2 separate regions of the Homo sapiens genome follow, and region 2 is linked to region 1. A link is an interaction called in ENCODE POLR2A ChIA-PET data of the cell type or tissue named here. Cell type or tissue: B cell. All regions are shown on one strand. Links, peaks and the distances in the headings refer to the core of each region. The heading gives the core; the rest is flanking DNA.

Evidence for each region. ChIA-PET counts read pairs that join two places held together with the same protein. Peaks named below come from ENCODE experiments on the same cell type or tissue, not always from the same donor. Only the 100,000 strongest peaks of a DNase experiment are listed, where the experiment ranks them.
Region 2: POLR2A ChIA-PET joins it to region 1 with 8 read pairs; 6 of 35 experiments call an interaction of 5 or more read pairs at or near these places.

Annotation. Positions count from the first base shown.
Region 1 is chr5:113,016,586-113,020,981 of GRCh38, reverse strand. It overlaps DCP2 (decapping mRNA 2), which reads right to left. Exons shown (of 11, transcript NM_152624.6): 11 at 1-4,396. Among named protein-coding and RNA genes, the nearest start is that of DCP2, 42 kb to the right of the region's middle. In B cell, for the core only: no CTCF peak of the experiment used is centred there; no DNase peak of the experiment used is centred there.
Region 2 is chr5:112,927,864-112,932,259 of GRCh38, reverse strand. All of the region lies in intron 1 of LOC105379123 (a long non-coding RNA gene), which reads right to left. Among named protein-coding and RNA genes, the nearest start is that of REEP5, 7.8 kb to the right of the region's middle. In B cell, for the core only: no CTCF peak of the experiment used is centred there; DNase peaks (open chromatin) are centred at 2,129, 2,799 and 3,900; H3K4me3 peaks cover 1,862 bases; H3K27ac peaks cover 2,317 bases.

The DNA.
Region 1 (4,396 bases), core at 175-4,174:
GAAAACCAGGCTAAGGTGGTAACTAAAACCGCCCAAGCAGCCAATTTTATTGATAGTACATTACAAACAATCTAACACAATGATGTTTTTACAGAAAGCCAGTATCTGAACAACCTTCCATCGTTCAAATTGTATTTTGTAAGATTAAAAGGCTTTTAGTTTCTAACCTATTATTTACATCAAAAAGCTTTCAAAAAGTTAGAGCATAACTGTTAAGACATAGGATTTTGTTCATTTTCTCAGTGGAGAGTACAGAGTACAGCTGACATTCTAGTGGGTCTTTGGAAGTACAGTAATCCTGCAAACATTTAAACTCCAATTCACAAACATGAATCACCGGAAATCCTTTGATAGTCATACCCAACAATACAGGTAGTCTTTATCCTTTCGTTAACACTGAGGGAAAAAAACAGTTGCTGTTCAACTACAACAACATAAATCTAGAAACAGAATGAAACCTGTTCCAAATGTTTCTGTTCTTATAACAAGGTGAACACTACAGGTGTTTTGGGGTTCCTTTTCTGCTATCAGTAAATGTTTGACAATTTCCAAAAGAGCACCAAGAACTGTATACCACCATGAACAGAATCCCTTGAAGTAGATTCACTTATAGTCTTTCTCCAAGCATTAAAATGCCCTATAAGGTAAAACAAAACATTGCTATAATCTAGGCAAAAATTAAAGGTTGAATCATTTCACATAAGATAAAAATAATTACTAAAGAAATAAAGTTCACAAATCTACTTGGTTATCACATTTACTCTAAAGTCTGGTTTTTTCATTGACCATAATATATTTAGTGAAACATTTCCTCAGTTTTTGTCTACCAGCAAAAGGTCTCAAAATAATTTGCTTAACATAACTCAGCATAAATATCTTCACCTTTTTCCGACTAAAACTTACTCCCAAACAAATTGTTTTAAGACTATGTATCCTCCATTAACATCTTTAAAGCATAATGTAAAAAGCCACATCAAGTCTTCTTTTGGAAATAGGCACAGTATTAAAAAGTCAAGTCTTACCACTTTCCCATCCAAACTAATCTGTATGCCCTATTTCGGTTAGACAAAAGGCAATCTTATTAAGAGAACTTCACTTAAAAATGCTAATGCATGAACTGTAATTCCGTTTATTTTATTCTGAAATGAGATGGTTTTAAATTTTTATTAAAGCTAACAGATAAAAGTCTGAATTGTACATGGATCTAGGATAAGTCAATAATTACCAAGGATGATTTTTTAAAAGTACTATAAGGTATTAAGCTAATAAGCAAACTTCAAAACAATTATTTTTTAAAAACAGACATAAAGCAAAATAGTTCATGGTTTTATTGTCCTTCCCTGTTTTTGTTACTGAAGAAAAAGTTTCTAATATTTGTAAAATGGAAGTCAGGTTAGCTGTCTCCTGTCCTAACTCTAAAGTGAAATATGACCAAAGAACTTTAAGACTCATTTCTTTGGACACTTGCATTTAACATTAAATGATTACTTGTGCAACATCCTAACACAAACCTAAAAGGAACCAAAGAGACAGCAGTCCCCTAGAACAGTAGTGAAATGCACAAAGAAACTCTTAGCAGTATGTCTTCTGTGCTTTTCTGTCAGTGCGTATCATATGTATAGTGCATAAAGAATACAAGTCTACTGTTATATATTCCAAAAGCACTAACCCATCTAATCAACCAACTGCTGAAGAATTATCTTTCTAAATTTCATTCACAGTTGAGAACCTTTACTTTCATTTGCTGCCATCCATAGTCTTTTCCTAAGTATCACAAAAGGATATGCCTGCCAATCTCTTAAAAAATGACAATGCAGACTTGTGCTCAAAATGAAGCTACAGATTTAGAACCTCAGATTCAATGAACTAAAAGGAGAATATATTAAATGTTAAATTTGACCTCAGAAATTCCACTATACTAAGGATGTTGCCTAAGACCTCTCAAAGACTGAGGACCAGCAGAACACTGCCCATTTCACTCTAGAACCACACACAAGTCTGTTGTTCCCAAGCCAATGTGAAAGCTATAAGCCTTGAGACTCAAAAGAGCACAGGTGTCCACAGGTGACCCAAACATCAAAAGTGAGATCACCTTCTCAGGAAGGAAAGATAAAATCACTGCTTGCAAGTCTGTGGCAGGTTTGCTATAAAGATGTGAAACAAATTTTAAAATATGGATTATTCTACAGAAGGGGTAAGACACCAGGGAGAAAAAAAGGACTCAATGGACTTTTTCCTGGCCAGTCACACCAAGAAAAAGGATTAAGAAACAACAGGTCTTCAAATGGCACTGAACGAACAGTAGCCAATAACCCAAAAACCACCCAACCACCTGCAGGAAACCTTCCACCAAAAAGCAGAAAACACATATTCAGGGCCATTGTCTTCTACTGGACTAAAAGACTGAAGTCTACTAAAGGTTAGGGTCCATGTGGGACAAGATTACAAACACAGCCAACTGATTTCTGCATTCACTCTTCAGAGTACCTTTGACCAATACTACCCAGCTAACGTAAGCACCTTGTGAAAGCTCATTCCTTTTACGTTGTGCCTTCAAGCTGCTAACATAGCTAGACCATACTCCTCTGCTAACCACAGAAGATCCAAGATAAATGGAATGTTTTTATTGGTGATTTCATTACTCTGATAACCCAGATTAAAGATTTCATTATGAACAATTCTCAAGACCTCCATACTTTATCATAGTTTTTCTTTACACTTGTTTGTACTCAGCTGGTGGAAGTCAACCCTTTAAGCCCACTCCCATGCATAAGAGTAACTTTCACTCTTTTCCCTATTTTAAGACTATTTCAATAGTAAATGCTATTTGTCACAAGGAAGTTAGATGGAAAGGAATGAATCACCATTCAGGACAAATGTATAACCACTGTGATGTGACTGACACCAAAGCAGATTATGGCTGTGTGTTCTGAGTTGTCTTCCTGTAAGAAAGCAGTGCACTGAAGTTTGACTGGAGTTCTACAGTATCAGTACAGGAAGGACCAGACTCCTCATCACTGGTCTTTAAAGTGAGAAAAATTACTTTAGATTCACTGGATTGCTTGGCAATCAAACTTCAAAAAAATTAACTTTATCCAGGGCTAGAAAACACTCGATAATGGCGATACATATATATGTATAGATATAGATATAGATATTCATATATATATGAATGACTACACTTAGGCCATGCAATGATCACATTTCTAGCCTGGAACATAATAAAGCACTCAAGTATTGATAAATGCTCTAAAGTTTCTTTCTTACACTCTTTGCCCAGCAACTATAGCTATTCTTCTCCCTTCAGGACACTTTGATTCTATAACAATAATCTATCATATTTTTTTGAAACTGCAATCCAGAATCCTACTTTGAAAGCATGGGGCAAAGCCTGTACTGCCCATTTGCAGTCTGCCATCTTTCTGACACAGGAGTACAGACTTCAAGAGCAACTCAATTCTAGGAAGCAAAAAGATGCTGAGAAAGCCCACCATCTCATTTTTAGAACTTTTGGCAACTAGACAAATGCACTTTCAAGTCTTAGGACATAATACAAAATCAGAAACTCTACCTAGACTTTACCAAGCTGTCAGGAGTACTGTTTGACAAAATTGTTTTTACTAACACTTGCTTACCTACAGACAGGTATGTAAAGGATACCTTCAAACAAAAAAACAGTTTGTTTTGTTTAGTAATCTAAAGTTACAACAACACATATGAACCCCATCCCCCAGGCTAGAAAATAATCCAAGTCAAAATTACTAGGAAGAAAAGTTAATGAGTCTGACTTTACTATAACTATGATTAACATACAAAGAAAATACTGCCTCGGAAAATATAGAAACACAAAAGATGTCAATCAAAACAGTCTCAGGGAGCAGGAAGGTCCACTGGTACAAAAATAAAGATAAAAAGCCAAGAGAGACCACCCTGACCAACATGGAGAAACCCCGTCTCTACTAAAAAGACAGAATTAGCAGGGCGTGGTGGCGCATGCCTGTAATCCCAGCTACTTGGGAGGCTGAGGCAGGAGAATCACTTGAACCCGGGAGGCGTAGGTTGCGGTGAGCCGAAATTGCACCATTGCACTCCAGCCTGGGCAACAGGAGTGAAACTCCATCTCAAAAAAAAAAAAAAAAAAGCCAAGAGGGTATTGTGGTAAGAAAACTAACTTGGCAAAATGTCTAATTTTTATAATTAACTTTGCTCTCCTTACCATTTAACTGTTGGAGATGAAAAAAGAAAGGATGAGAAGTCCATGAGAGAATAGGTAGTGAAATGTTTTTAATGCACACATGCACTCAGACCTTAACTTTTCTATAGGATACAATATGGTGACTTTTATAGAAGAATCTAATTCCTATAGTAGGAGGCTGTTATTTACTCAGATTTGAAT
Region 2 (4,396 bases), core at 78-4,077, 89 kb after region 1:
ACCCAGGAGACTGGAGGTTGCAGTGAACTGAGATCACGCCATTGCACTCCAGCCTGGGCAACAGAGCGAGATTCCATCTTAAAAAAAAAAACAAAAAACCATCAAAAGTATAAAATTAGAGTCTCACTTGTGACTTTCAGTAAATTCTACCCTTGATCTTAGCCAAAAGGCGGAGAAGCAATGACTTTCAGTAAACTCTATAAAGGTGGTTAAGATGATGCATATAATAGTTGGTGCTGTTTGGAAAGAGTATATATTGTAATTTTTTTAGACTAATGAATTCTCACTTTTAGTAGGGTGTTTTTGTTATGGCTGTGAACAGATAAAGATGTGCTGGGAACAATGGTGTGAAAAAAACAAAAACAAGCCTGTCCTCCCAAACCTTATTCCAAATCCCCCAACACTAACTAGTTATAAATCTCCATCAGCATGGACTTTAGGGAGACTAGACTGGGTAAAATGCAAAAGGCTATGTCATCAATCAATTCTCTCCTAACTGCATGACAGAGCTCATCATAAAGCAAAAGTTATCTATGTAATGAAAGGAAGACGCACGTCCTTGAGTCAACCAGTGTGGTCACAGCATGATTGATGTCCAAGAGCTAGAGGAACATGGGCCAAAACTCATCCAAAATAGGCTGAAAGTCAGAGACTGAGGAGAGACAGGAAGCATTAAGAGACTGCTAAGTGATAAAGAGCTGCATAAATCAGCTTGCTGCATGTCAGAGAACAGCTTGACTTTGACCTGACATTTGTTTGTAGGTCAATTCCTTGCTCACATCTGTGTAGGCCTGGAGGGTCCCTTTCACTTGGCCAAGGGTTAATCCAAGGATCCTAGACAAAACTGAAAAATAAGCAATTCTGTTTCACTACTTTGTACCTTGGAAAACACTACTCCTTTAATCCTCAGGTACTTAGTGACCCCTGACTCCAACAAAATATGCTGTCAGCATCTTCATACAAATTGTCTAACACAAAATAGGTGCTCAGTATACATTTTCTTTTCCTCCTTCTTTCCCATAGTCAAATTGTTGATGACAATGTGCTCTTATTTTTGCCAGAGTATTTTGATTTTCACAGATACCAAATCCTTGAATCAAAAGAATAAGAGAAGATAGTATAATTTTGGGCATAAACTCTTGTTAGTGTCTACTTCATTGATGTATGTGCCCTTCAGATAGGCACTCTGTGAAGTGCTTTACGTGGAGTATCTCATTTATTCCAACAATTATATGAGGTAGATACTAGCATTATCTTTGTTTTACAGGCTGAGAACAGTGGGGCTTTTGCAGGTTGAGAACTTTCCCACAAGTGCACAGCTAGTAAGTAAGGGATCCAGGGTATCTGCTCCAGGGCCTGTGCTTTGACCCTGTGCCATGTCCTGGGATGGCGCTTGATGTGAGTGAAAGGACTTACACCAGTTGTCTGATCTCAATATGTTCATTCTTTCCAGGGAACTTGATGCTGGTTATGGGTCCCCCATGTAAGGCTAGTGTAGTAGGCAGAATAATGACTTCCATCTCCACCCAAAGATATCCATGCCCTAATATCCAAGCCTGTGAAGATGTTACTTTGCATGGCAAAAGGGACTTTACAGATGGGATTAAAGTTATGTAGACTAATCAGGGAGATTGACTGGGTGTGGTGGCTCACACCTGTAATCCCAGCACTTTGGGAGGCTGAGGTGGGTAGATCACGAAGTCAGGAGTTCGAGACCAGCCTGACCAACATGGTGAAACCCTGTTTCTACTAAAAATACAAAAAAAAAAAATACAGCCGGGCATGGTGGCGCACGCCTGTAATCCCAGCTACTCAGGAGGCTGAGGCAGGAGAATTGCTTGAACCCAGGAGGCAGAGGTTGCAGTGAGCTGAGATCGCGCCACTCCACTCCAGCCTGGGTGACAGAGTAAGATTTCGTCTCAAAAAAAAAAAAAAAAAAAAAGATCTGGGAGATTATCCTGGTACCTGGGTGGGCCCAATCTAATCATATGAGTTCTTAAAAGTAGAAGCAGAAGGCAGATGAGTGAGAGAGATGAGATGAAAGAAAAGGAACAGAGATTTGAAGTATGAGAGGGATTTGACTGCTGCTGGCAGTGGCTTTGAAGATGAGGAAGGAAATGGGGACTTGAGTCCTATAACCACAAGAAACTGAATTCTGCCACAACCCAATTAGCTAAAAAACATGAATCTTTCTTTAAGCCTCCAAAAAGGAACAAAGCCCTGCTGACAGCACCTTGATTTTAACCCAGTAAGATTGACACAGAGCACTGCAACATAAAAAATTTGTGTTGTTTTAAGCCATCAAGTTTGGGATAATTTGTTACAGTAGCAATATAAACTTAATACAACTGCTTAGTTTCTTTTTCTTTTCTTTTTTATTTTTATTTATTTTTTCTGAGACAGGGTCTCACTCTGGTGTGATCATAGCTCACTGCACTCTGGACCTCGCTGGCTCAAGCCATTTTCCTGCCTTAGTCTCCTCAGTAGCTGAAACTGCAGGAGCATGCCAACTTGCCTGGCTAATTCTAAAATTTTTCTTATAGAGAGGAGATCACAAACTCCTGGGCTTAAGAGATCCTCCTGCCTTGGCTTCCCAAAGTACTGGGATTACAGGCATGAGCCACAGCACCTGGCCTGGTCAGTTTCTTTATTTATGTTAACTATATTTACCTGATGTCTCATCACGAAAGGAAGTGGGCAAAATTGTCTGACTCCTTCTGGTCCTTCTCTCACATGAAAAGAAAAGCAAAACTTCTTGCCACCCTGTAGGCTAGGAGGCAAATGTGGATTGTTCTCTATAGTTGGACCCATACCCCAGGGTGAGTGAACGCCGTATTATCCTGGTATGGAATCCAAACCCCAGGCTTTATCTGGAACTGGACTAACTGGTCTTGAGCATAGAGAAACAACCTATTAGTGACTTGTTTTCTCCTATTAGTCCACTGTGCAGATACTATTAGAGAAACGTCAAGGAGAAATAAAGGACACTTTTTTTTTTTTTTTTTTTTTGGTAAGATGGAGTCTTGCTCTGTCGCCCAGGCTGGAGTGCAGTGGCGCAATCTCGGCTCACTGCAAGCTCCGCCTCCTGGGTTCACACCATTCTCCTGCCTCAGCCTCCCGAGTATCTGGTACTACAGGTGCCCGCCCCGAGGCCCAGATAATTTTTTGGTATTTTTAGTAGAGACGGGGTTTCTACATGTTAGCCAGGATGGTCTCCATCTCCTGACCTCGTGATCTGCTTGCCTCGGCCTCCTGAAGTGCTGGGATTACAGGCGTGAGCCACCGCACCTGGCATAAAGGACATTTTTAAACCTGGTGAGAAATCTCTAGATTTGTGTGCAATAGCAATGACATATTAGTAATTTCACATAAAAATACTTTTGCTAAACTAAAGGATATTTCCATGTTGGTTTATTCTCAACTGTGAGCACTAATTTTTAAAAATCAACTTCCTGTTTGATAAGGGGAGAAATACATTAAAATGCTTTGTCCATATTTTCAGTAGAAAATGTTTAAGAATAGGACAAATGAGGTAAAGAAAATGTAATTCAAATATATTCAATGAAACATGGTGATTTTCACATTTTATTTCCTTCAATGCTCTTTCTTAAATTACATTCAGACTCTACATTTTCCTCCCATCGTCTGGCAAGTCCGTGTCTCAGGTTTTGTTTACTCTGTCTTTTTCCCTTTTTATTCTGATGACATGTCATCATAAGCCTCCTGCAGCAGAGGGAGGGTGTATGTGCCAACAGGGCTGTGTCTGCAGGGGCTGAGGGTCTCCTGCCTGTCTCATTGGTGCCATACCAGGGTACCCTACAAATGCAGGGGTGGGGGAAAGGAAGGAAGAGATTACCTGACAAATTATGCTGTACCTCTTCTTCCTAACATGAGTAAGAACAAATGTGTTTGATGACTTCAACTTGTTTTCTTACCCTGAAGAAACAGTTTGTGTAGAACAAAAGTGACCTGATCTGAGTTCTCCAGCAGAATTTTCTTCTCTAGCTCACAGAGGGTATAATAATAGTATTTGCCTCATCCCAAGTCAGTTCAACTTCCTCCTTAGAAACTGCCAAAGTTGGCCAGGTGCAGTAGCTCATGCCTGTAATCCCAGCACTTTGGCAGGCTGAGGCGGGCGGATCACAAGGTTAGGAGATCGAGACCATCCCGTCTAACACGGCAAAACCCCATCTCTACTAAAAATACAAAAAAAAAAAAAATTAGCCGGGTGTGGTGGCGGGTGCCTGTAGTCCCAGCTACTCAGTAGGCTGAGGCAGGAGAATGGCATGATCCCAGGTGGCAGAGCTTTCAGTGAGCCAAGATTGCGCCACTGCACTCCAGCCTGGGGGACAAAAAAAAAAAAAATTGCCAGTGTCAACCGGTTCCAGGCCAACCT